Regions from separate parts of the Homo sapiens genome. Here region 2 is linked to region 1. Evidence: chromatin contacts called from ENCODE Hi-C data. All regions are on one chromosome and are shown on one strand. The core of a region is the stretch at or near the end of the contact, and the rest is flanking DNA. Distances in the headings are between cores, read along the strand shown.

What was found. A loop is a pair of places that touch in the nucleus more often than their neighbours do. Pooled maps may share reads with other maps.
Region 2: a pooled map shows a loop between it and region 1 (9-fold over the local background). The contact joins two enhancer-like sites. A Hi-C loop is called at or near these places in 2 of 37 single-sample maps with no recorded cell type and 2 of 50 pooled maps.

Annotation. Positions count from the first base shown.
Region 1 is chr21:17,427,038-17,432,979 of GRCh38, reverse strand. It overlaps the pseudogene RNU6-113P. Among named protein-coding and RNA genes, the nearest start is that of LINC01549, 8.9 kb to the left of the region's middle. Within about 2 kb of position 4,384, at least 3 of the 41 ENCODE cell types and tissues checked have a DNase peak (open chromatin) inside an H3K27ac peak, as active enhancers do.
Region 2 is chr21:17,846,728-17,852,604 of GRCh38, reverse strand. All of the region lies in intron 1 of LINC03147 (long intergenic non-protein coding RNA 3147), which reads left to right. The region is part of intron 2 of LOC124900465 (a long non-coding RNA gene); the gene reads right to left. Among named protein-coding and RNA genes, the nearest start is that of C21orf91, 30 kb to the right of the region's middle. Within about 2 kb of position 4,149, at least 2 of the 41 ENCODE cell types and tissues checked have a DNase peak (open chromatin) inside an H3K27ac peak, as active enhancers do.

The sequences.
Region 1 (5,942 bases), core at 3,135-5,634:
GAGTTAGGGCTTCAACATATGAATTTGGGGCGGGGGATGGGGGATGGGGGAAAGGAGGCACAATTTAGCTCATAACAACGGTTAAATATTTTGCTTTGGTTCTTACAAAAAAGGCAATTCTAACCTCAGTAGATTTAAGCTTTCTTCATAGCATCATGACGTCTTCCATTTTCATTTTTATTTCCCTCCCTCCCTCCCTTCCTCCCTCCCTTCCTTCCTTCCTTCCTTCCTTCCTCCCTTCCTTCCTTCTTCTATGGGATCTCGCTCTGTAACCCAGGCTGGAGCGAGGTAGTACAATTGTAGCTCACTGCAGCCTCGAACTTCCGAGCTCAAGCAATCTTCTGCCTCAGCCTCCCGTGTAGCTGGGACTACAGGCCTGTGCCACCATGCCCAGCTAATATTCTTTCTTTCTTTCTTTCTTTCTTTCTTTCTTTCTTTCTTTCTTTCTTTCTTTCTTTCTTTCTTTCTTTTCTTTCTTTCTTTCTTTTTCTTTCTTTCTTCTTTCTTTCTTTCTTTCTTCTTTCTTTCCTTCTTCTTTCTTTCCTTCCTTCCTTCCTTCCTTCCTTCCTTCCTTCCTTCCTTCCTTCCTTCCTTCCTTCTTTCTTTCTTTCTTTCGTTCTTTCTTTCTTTCTTTTCTTTCTTCTTCTTTCTTTTTTGTGGAGACGGGGGTCTTGCCATCTTACCCAGGCTGGTCAAAAACTCCTGGGCTCAAGCGATACTCCTGCCTTGACCCCAAAGCACTGGGATTATCGGTGTAGGCCACCTGCAGCTGGCCTCATTTGCATGTTGATGGAACTCAGAATTAACCTTTCCCTCCCCTGTTGGATAAAGGAAGGTAAATCTTTTCAGTGAGGAGTCATCAATAATGCAATATTTTTCAGCCTTTTTACTACCCCAACACATAGGAGGCAAGTCACGCACCCACAATAAATGAAGGGCTCACTTAAGAGCCTGAGCTGTGGATTCCCACAGATTTGAATGCAAACCTTCCCTTTACACCTTACTCCAAAGCTGTGTAACTTTGTCCAATATCTTATCCTCTGCAAAAATACAGTCCACGCTACTTTATTTTATTTTTAAAATTTTTTGAGTAAATATAAGTGTACATATTTATGGGGTTCATGAGATGTTTTGATACAGGCATGCAGTGTGTAATAATCACATCATGGAATACGGGGCCTCCATTCCCTCCAGCATTTATCCTTTGTGTTACAAACAGACTAATTATACTCTTTTAGTGATTTTTTAAGTGTACAATTAAATTATTATTTACTATATTCACCCTGCTGTGCTATCAAACACTGGATCTTATTCATTCTTTCTAACTATGTTAAAAGTATGGAACACATCACAAATTTGTGTGTCATCCTTGCACAGGAGCCACGCTAATCTCTGCACTGTTCCAATTTCCATATATGTGTGCCATGCTACATTAGTAGAGAGATCCCTACAATACTGTGGCTTAAGAAGAGAGATGTTAAAATTAGCTGGGCGTGGTGGCAGGCGCCTGTAATCCCAGCTGCTTAGGAGGCTGAGGGCAGAGAAATTGCTTGAACCGGGAGGCGGAGGTTGCAGTGAGCCAAGATCCTGCCACTGCACTCCAGCCTGGGTGACAGAACGAGACTCCGTCTCCCAAAAAAAAAAAAAAAAAAAAAAAAAGGAAGAGAGACATTTGTTTTTCTCTCCTGAAATAGTCCTCAGTGAAGCAGAACAGGGTAGGGTAGGATGGACAGCTCAGCCCATCCTCAAAATATGGCTTCTATCTCTGGATCTGTGAGGGCTGTTCTAGCTCCTGCCATTACATCTACATCCCAGACAGCAGGAATGGTCAAAGGAACAAGAAAATACACCCTTATTTCTTTTAAAGGCAAAGCTTGTTAAATAAAAGCACTTATATCCTATTGGCAAAAAGTTACATGGTCTTATCTGGTTGCAAAGATGCTGGGATAATATAATCTATAACTCAATGGTCCTGGGCACAGCTAAAACCTGGGGGTTTCAATATTTTTAAATTTTATTTTATTTTATTTTGAGATGGAGTTTCACTCTGTTGCCCAGCCTGGAGTGCAGTGGCGCAATCTCCGCTCACTGCAACCTCCACCTCCTGGGTTAAAGCGATTCTCCTGCCTCGGCCTCCTGAGTAGCTGGGATTACAGGAGCCCACCACCACACCCAGCTAATTTTTGTATTTTTAGTAGAGACGGGGTTTCACCATGTTGGCCAGACTGGTCTCGAACTCCTGACCTCAGGTGATCTGCCTGCCTTGGCCTCCCAAAGTGCTAGGATTACAAGAGCGAGCCACCACGCCTGGCTGGGGGTTTCATTATTAAAGAAGGAGGAGACTGACTAATATTGTTGTATGTCTTAGCTTGGGTTCTTGCAAAGTAGAGTCTAAGGCAAGGGACTTGGATGCAGGTAGTCTATCTGCATTTACCTATTGACTGATGATATTGATCCCAGGAAGCAGAAGTGAGGTGTGAGAAGAGAGAGACAAGGAAGTGAGAAAGCCTATAAAGTGTGTGCTACTCAGTTGGAAACCATTATGGAAAAATAAGGCCCACTTACACTCGGGATCAGCTGTGGAACTTCATAGACTGTGCTTCAGCATTGTTCCACTGAAGGACAAGGAGGCTGGGGCATTAATCTGCTGACTTCCATCCACTGTTACTTACTAACTCTCCTGCACTTCCAGGCTGTGGCCTGCTTGGGTGTCCCCAAGGGACACCACAGCACCCACTGAAGGTGGGGCACTTGCAGCATGCATGCCGCTGTTCACATTAGTGCCACTAATGTCAGGTGGGCCCAAGGGATGGGGCACAGGGCATCTTAGGCAGGTGCTTCTGGGTAGAACTAACCCTTTCATTTTCCATCCACACCCTGCAGTGAGCATAATGGAGCGTGTGTCCCAGAGTTGGGTGGGGACTGGGAGAATGTTTTTAAAGCACCTGAAGCAGATACTGGCATGTAGTACGTGCCCAGTAATGTTAGTTCTCTTTCCTTCCACTTCCCCTTTGTCACCTTAACACACCACCTTAACATCTTAACAATTAAATTTATCCTATTAACATAAAACATCCTCATTAAGTTCTTCAGCCTTTCTACAGATTTAATAACTTAAGCTTTCATACTAGGGGAAAATATCTGCACATCATAGTTTTTAATTTTTTTTTTTTTGAGACGGAGTCTCCCTCTGTCGCCCAGGCTGGAGGCAGCGGCGTGATCTCTGCTCACTGCAACCACCACCTCTCAGATTCAAGTGATTCTCCTGCCTCAGCCTCCCGAGTGGCTGGGACTACAGGCACGTGCCACCACGCCCAGCTAATTTTTTATATTTTTATTAGAGACAGGGTATTCACCATGTTAGCCAGGATGGTCTTGTTTCTTGACCTCGTGATCTGCCCACCTTGGCCTCCCAAAGTGCTGGGATTACAGGCGTGAGCCACCACGGCCCAGCCAATTTTTAAATTTAATATGAAATATTTATTTCAGATTTTGTGGCCAACTAATGGCTGCACTAGACAGATGCAAAGGTAAAGTGTGTAATAGGATTACCTGAATGAAAGTCTGTATCCATAATGAGAAGACAATCTTATATGCTCTTTAATGCCTCTATTATACCCATAACTGAGAAATTTAACAATTAAAAACAATGTGCCAGGGCTTCACGAAGTCTCTGTAGGTGCATAGGCGCCGGCATAAGAGGTGGCTGCCAAGTCACATTCATTCATAAATTCTCCAAGCGTGCCTATATGAGAACAACACTGTTCTAGAGGTTGTGATTAAGATACGGTCCCTGCAAATGTCAATTTGATAGTCTGTAGGAATGGGGGAATGATTAACCACAGGAGGATAACTACAGGTGCTATAAGTCCTTATGTCACTGAAAGGTTTGGATAGAAGTGGACAGTTGGGCTCAGGTGGAGAATGAAAGAAAGAATTGAGTGATATGTAATGATTGTGTTTATCAGCTAAACAAAATGTTCACAGAGTCTTCAAGTATCTTCTTACAGGTGAATTATTTTAAATTTTATTTTAAAGCGTCATCATACATACAGCCAAGCATGGTGGCTCACACCTGTAATCCCAGCACTTTGGGAGGTTGAGGTGGGCAGATTACTTGAGTCCAGGAGTTCAAGACCAGCTTGGGCAATATGGTGAAACCATGTCTCTACAAAAAAATACAGAAATTATCCAGGCATGGTGGTACGGGCCCGTGATCTCAGCTACTCAGGAGGCTGAGGTCGGGGGTATTGCTTGAGCCAGGGAGGCAGAGGTTGCAATGAACTATGATCATGCCACCACACTTCACTGCACTCCACTGCACTCCACTGCACTCCACTGCACTCCAGCTGGGGCAACAGAGTGATATTCCGTCTTAAAAAAAGAAAAAGAAAAAGAAAAAGAAAAATCATCAAACTGTAAAATTAACTTATCAGCCAGGTGCGGTGGTTTACACCTGTAATCCCAGCACTTTGGGAGGCTGAGGCAGGCAGATCGCCTGAGGTCAGGAGTTCAGAACAGCCTGGCCAACATGGCGAAACCCTGTCTGTACTAGAAATACAAAAATTAGCCAGGTATCGTGGGCCTGTGGTCCCAGCTACTCAGGAGGCTTAGGTTGGGGGTGGATTGCTTGAGCCAGGGAGGCAGAGGTTGCAGTAAACTGTGATCGCACCAATACGCTTCGTTGCGCTCCACTGCACTCCACTGCACTCCACTGCACTCCGGCCTGGGCAACAGAGTGAGAATCTGTCTCAGGAAAAAAAAAGAAAAAAAAAGAAAAATCACTGAACTATAAAATTGACTTATTTTTTGGTGTATCATTTTATGAATTTTTTTTCCACACCTGGGATTACAGGCATGAGTCACTACACCTGGCCTTGTTTTATGAATTTTAACACAAGTATAGATTTATGTAACCACCACCACATTCAGCGTACAGGACAGTTCTATTACCTTACGACTCTTTCATGCTATGTCTTTACAGTCATACCTCCTCTAACTCCTGGCAACCACTGATCTCTTCTCTGTCACTATAGTTTTGTCTTTACAAGAAGAATGTCACATAAATGGAATCATACAGTATATCTTTTGAGGCTGGCTTAATTTTTTTGAGATGGAGTCTTGCTCTGTCTCCGGGCTGGAGGCTGGAGTGCAGTGGCTTGATCTCGGCTCACAGCAACGTCCGTCTCCCGAGTTCAAGCGATTCTCCTGCCTCAGCCTCCCATGTGTCTGAGATTATAGGCGCCCGCCACCACACCCAGCTAATTTTTTAATTTTAGTAGAGAACAGGTTTCACCATGTTAACCAGGCTGATCTTGAACTCCTGACCTCAGGTGATCCACCTGCCTCAGCCTCCCAAAGTGCTGGGATTACAGGCATGAGCCACTATGCCTGGCCAGTTTGTTCTTTTTTATTGTTCAGTGTATTCCAGTGTATGAAGGCATTGCTTTGTTTATTCATTCATCCACTGAAAGACGTTTGAATTTATTTCAGTTTCTGGCAATTATGAACAGAGCTGCTATAAAAGCAGACTACTAATTAGTCACAAAGGAAGAAAGAGATACTTTCACTGTGAAGAAGTGATTAAGCTTAACATCAGTAATAATGTGACAAACGGACGTCAGGGGAGCCTCCAGATGCGATGCACTGAGAAGGGCACATTATTCCTGTACTCTTCCTTCCAAAATGCATGGTCTGTATTTCAGCATAAGGAAATAATCAGACAAACCCAAGGCGAGAGCTGTTCTACAAAACTACTGACCACTACCCTCCAAATATGACAATGCCGCGAAAGACAGAAAGAGCAGTGAAGTGTTTCAGAGTGAAAAAGGCTAAAGACATGGCAACCGAATGCAATGTGTGACTCTAGATGGCAAAAACTTGGCTAGAAAGAATATTATTGAGAAAACAATATCAGAAAAGTAGTGTTGTATCAATGTTAA
Region 2 (5,877 bases), core at 2,900-5,399, 420 kb before region 1:
TTCTTCTTAGATAGAATCCACAAGAGACAAGCTAGTTGGCTCAGCTTGGATCAAGATTCCCTGTTTTGTTCAATTAGCTGGAAACAGGAGTAGGAAGTCAACTAATCAAAATATGGCAGCCACTGGCCACCCAACCCCATTACTTCAGCCAAATATTGGGGAGAGAGAGGCAATTCCAATAAAACAGGCCAAGCAAGACCCCCAAAAAAGTCTTATTATGACTTTCATAATAAGAACAAGTATTTTTAAATACATGAATAGATCAGGGGAGATAACAAAATATTAAAAACTTAGTTTCCTCTGGTCAAATATTTATTCTCTGTTTCAGGTAGCTTTTCATAATTGTGATTTCTAGAAAGCTTCTGATAAGGGACTGTTAGTACAAGGCACCGTATCTTTCATTGCATAGAAGGAGTCTGGCAGGCATAAAATCATATTTAACAGTAAAATTTACATTTTTAGAAAACACTGAGAAGCTGAAATATATCCCTGACTGCAAAATGAAACTGTTGATGACATCAAAAATTCTGAGGATTCCCTCTTCAGTGAATGTCTAGTGAATACTTACTATGTGTTATTAGACTTGTAAGTTAGATTGGAGGCAAAATAACATGATAAAACTGAAAACTCAGTCTATTAATGGCTCTTTCTTTATATTTATTTTTTTATTTTCTTATTTTTTTATTAAGACAGAGTGTCACTTTGTCACCCAGGCTGGAGTGCAGTGGCATGATCTTGACTCACTGCAACATCTGCCTCCCAGGCTCAAGCAATCCTCCTACCTCGGCCTCCCAAGTAGCTGGGACTACAGGTGTGTACCACCATGCCTGGCTAATTTTTGTATTTTTTGTAGAGACAGGGTTTCACCATGTTGCCCCAGGCTGGTCTTGAACTCCTGAGCTCAAGTGATCTGCCCACCTTGGCCTCCCAAAATGCTGAGATTACAGGCATGAGCCACACACCTGGCTGGCATCTTCTTTTAAGATTATTTTTAATTGCACAAATTGTACACGATACATGTTTGTGTATTGAAAAATTCAAGTAAATACAGAAGCAAACACCCATGACTATCCCCAATTCTAAAGACTTTGCAGAGGAAAATATGGTTAACAGTTTGGGCTGAACTTTTCCAACTGTTTTTCTAGCTTAGGTTTATATTCTAAGTTCATTCTTAAGGCTTTTCTTTTTCATCTTTAAATTTGCTTTTCTTTCTTTATGCTGATGACTTCCTGTCAGCATTCTTGGTAAGTTATATACTCCGGTGGCGTTGCATCCAGACCCTATAAAGACATTTTTAATAATATCCCAAAGATCCAATCTCTTAAGGCTCTCAGATTTCACCTGTTTTTTAAAAGCAGACATTTTATGGACTGGCGAAGCAATCATTTAGAAACATACATCTCTGAAGCCATAATCATTTTATAATTTGTTCTGCCTCACAAACAACTGCAGCCAGTCTTCCAGGAGGACAATCCTTTAAACTAAATCTCCAGCATTAAAGCCGCTTATGGCTATTTCAGATAATGGGAGCTGTCCAGTCTGTGGTGTGTTCAGTCCCTTTCATTTAGGGAGAATCTGCTGTACGTAATATCGACTTGAAAATGAGCTCCGCACTAGAAATTCAGCAGTGAATGACGGAAATAAGTGAGCTTACAAAATTTATTGGAAATTTCTTTTTGAAGGTCAGAAAATATAACAAGCACAATAGCAAATGTGTATTTTTTTAAATATATATACCACATTCTTATGAGACCCTGTTTTATGGCAGTACCCTTTCAAAAAAAAACTGATTAAAGATAACTCAAACAAAGCCTACTTTGTAGATTTGTCTAAATTTCTGAAATAATAAATAAATACACAAGCCAAAAAAAATCTCTGGACATTTCCCCCAAAAGGAAAAAAAAATCCCAAAAAATATGTTCTTTGTGGACCTTGTAATAAGTCATATTTGTGAAGAAACACACTCTGTCACTTAAGAGTATATCATCTTGAATACTATTGGAATTTTTATTATACTCAGTTTCCTCTTTAAATTGGAAATTATAATGTCTGTTTTACAAGTATTGTTGAAAAATATGTTTGGGTTCCCCCCAAATTTATATGTTAAAAAGTAATTCCCAATGTGAAGGCATTAGGATGTGGGGCCTTTGGAAGGTGATTAGGTCATAAGGTTGGAGCCCTCATAGGGGGATTATGCCCTTTTAAGGGTCTGAAGAGACCAGAGTTCTTCCCTTCCACCATGTGAGAAAACAGCAAGAAGGTACCATTCTATGAACCAGGAAATGAACCTTCACCATATATCAAATATGCTGGTGCCTTGCTCTTGGACTTCCCAGCCTCTAGAACTGTAAAAAATGAATTCATGTTGTTTATAAACCACCCAATTTATGGGATTCTGTTATAGCAGCCTGAACAAAAGAAGACAATTGTACAATGTATGCATAGCAGAGGCTTTGCCATGTGCCTGCCCCATCACTGATTCCAGTTCCAACTGGTGGCAGACAATTCCCATACATACTGGAAAAACCTTATGCCAGATGTTTGCCTTATTGCTCAGCTTTTCTGCCTCAGGACTCGTTCTGAAGCTATAAGATTCCTCAGCCTTATATAGGACAGTCCAGAAACGTTGGGGCACTAACATCCATGGGCACAACCCTCAGCCAGTGAGAAATGGGGGTCAGTAAATAAATGCCTCAGTCTTCTGTTCTTCAGAGGAACAATTCTGAAATTCATTCTATATGGCTCCCTGAGGGGTCCATGGAATTGAGCCAGTTCTCCATAGCAATAACTGGCTCAATAATATATCTTTAATTGGCTTCCTGGAATCATTCCTCAAATAAATTATTTTCACCCAAATGCGTGTCTCAAGCTCTGCTAGGGGTAGAACCCAAACTAAGATATTAGTTAAAGTGCTTTTAATAGCGCCCTGTGGCCAGGTGTAGTGGCTCACGCCTGTAATCCCAGCACTTTGGGAGGCCAAGGCAGGTGGATCACGAGGTCAAGAGATCGAGACCATCTTGGCCAACGTGGTCAAACCCCATCTCTAAGAAAAATACAAAAATTAGCTGGGCGTGGTGGTGCACGCCTGTAGTCCCAGCTACTTGGGAGGCTGAGGCAGGAGAATCACTTGAACTCAGGAGGCAGAGGTTGCAGTGAGCTGAGGTCGCGCCACTGCACTCCAGCCTTCCAGCCTGGCGACAGAGCAAGACTCTGTCTCAAAAAAAAAAAAAGAGTCCAGTATAAAATTCATGGTTAGTATATGATGGTTTCGTTTCCTATGCCTCTTCAGTAGTGTCATTCTTTACTTGTGAATCAGATATCCAGATCTAAGCAATGACTCACTCTGGGGAAAAACAATGTCCTAAATATGGTAGCCTGTAGAGGCCACTGAGGACTTGAAATGCAGCCAATTCAAATTGAGAGGTGCTGACAGTGTAAGCTTTACAAGAGATTTCAAAAACTTAGAATAAAAAAAAGTAAAGTATCTCATGATATAATAATTTGTAGATTGATTAGTTGAAATAACACTGTGGATATATTGGGTGAAATAAAATATAGTATTAATATTAATTCCACTTGTTTCTTCTCATGTTTTCAAATATGGCTACCCAAATTTTTTAAGTTATATTAAGGCTTGTATACATCTATTGGACAGCGCTGCTCTAAACATTATAGGAAAGAGTCATGGTGTGAAGAGAGAGAGAGAATGTATGTGCGACTCAGAATATTCAACAAGATGTTTAATTGTAAGCCACAGAAACAATTTAGGCGGATGTAAGAAAGACTTCATTAAAGATTAAAGGAGGCTCCAAAACCTGGCCCAAAGAATCAAGCTTGGAGGCTGCACAGCGGGTACAATTGTATAGAGATAGTCTGCAAAATACCTGCCATCATTTTTCTTCCTGTATCCACATCCCTTAACAATGTGACTTTGAAGTTCCTCCCATCAGGAGGTAGGGTGTTTCTTTACCCTTTGATTTGGTGCTGGCCTTGTGACTTGCTTTGGCCAAAAGAATGTGGCAGAAGTGATGGTTATATCAGTTCTGAATGTAGACTTCACAGGAGCTCTACTTCTTGGAACCCTGCTGACCTGTCATGTGAACAACCCTGGGCTGGACTGTTCGGTGATAGAGACATGCGGTCCAGTCATCCCCATAGCCTCAGCTGACAGTCAGCCAAACCACAGAAACAGAGCTGCCTCATCGACCAGCAGCCAACTCCAAACACATGAATGAGCCCAGAGCTGTTCAGTTAAACCCAATTCAAACTGCTGTTTTCACAAGATCATAAATAAGCTAAATATAAGTTACTAAGTTCTGAGATGACTTGTGTCAAAGATAAATCCAGACACTGGTTAGACACTGGTTAAAGCACTAAGAATAAACTTTATTCCGTAATTATCACTGCAAAGGGAAAGAGGTTCCAACATGAACTGAACTTTGATTTGTGCAGAGGTGACTGGGCATGTTAAAGGGACAATGAGGGACTAAGGAAGGGGGAATGAGCAGGGGCTTAAGCAGAAACTGATCTTGTTAATTGGTGCTTATCTAAAGGAGAAGCAAACTTCTTATATTTATATGGCAGAAGGCAGTGGTGTAAATTAGAGGCAAGGTGCCACGGGGCTGGGCACCAGAGGGGGAATTATTTCCCTGAATGTTAATTTTGGGTGGTAGAAGATCTACATCGCAAAGGGGAAGAGAAAGGAATTACAACTGCAAGCTTCCTAAACTACAACTGCTCTAAGAGGGGAGGGTTCAGGGGCCTGTTTATTACTGGTTTGGACTGGATCAGTCTTGAGCTTTCCAAGGTGAGCAGTTTAAGGGGCTAGGGTCATTCTAGGAATGTAGCTTTGAGCTGCTAGAAACTATATTAATTTTTGCTCAAAAATTTTAGTGTGGGAGTGGAGTATGGAAAATAGACAAAAATCATTTATGCTGAGAGTCTGCAGTTTTTATAAGCCTACACTGGGGCATGGTCAAAAACAGAACTCAGAAGAGCTTATCTAAAGTTCAGTCAAGAAGAGAGTCTTTGCGACTTACCACTTAGTTATGGGATGATCAGTTATGCAGCAAAATCTAAATAATATCATTTTTCAAATCACACCACAGAACTGGTGCATTGGAAACCCCACCACCCCTCCTGCTAGACCCAGAAACTGCAGCTTGCGTGGCTGACCTACTGATACCAAACATGGCACCACTACTAGGGTCTCTGGAAAGGGCATGTACCTCCCACCACGGCTGCCAAGCTCACCAGAATGGATTGTGTTTTGTTTTGATTTTTTTGGTATCACTACCCTCAATTCAAAGTCTAGGGAGTCTCCATCTAATTCATGGAACCTAAGTCGTGTGCTCATGCCCTAGTTTCACATTGGTATCTTCGGTTTCTACAGTGGAAATCGTTTCCCTTTAATAAAATAGAGAATTATCCAATGCAGGAAGGATGTTCAGATGCTGGGTCATCAAACCAAAAAACAAATGCTATTATGTAAACTATAATATTTCATACCTTCATTGTTTACTGTTGCTGAGAACCATGCCTGAACACACTCCTTATCTTTCTCTATTTTAATAATTCCTCTTCATCTTCCCTGGGAAATTTTCTCTGACTTCTGCCTTCCCCAGCCCTGGTTATATTAGAAAAATGCACAGAGGCATGAAACCTAGCAAAGTAATTAGGATTCCCATTGTTTCCTCAGTTCCTCACTGGTTCTTATCATCAAGAATCTTTCGACCTGAGTGACTGAAATCTTTCATTCATTCCCCAGTGCCTGGCATGGTGTCTGAAACATATTAAGACCTCAGTGTTTATTTCTACATAAATAAACTAGAGATTCATGAAATGAGAGGTCACTCTTATAAAACAGGTTGGTGTCAG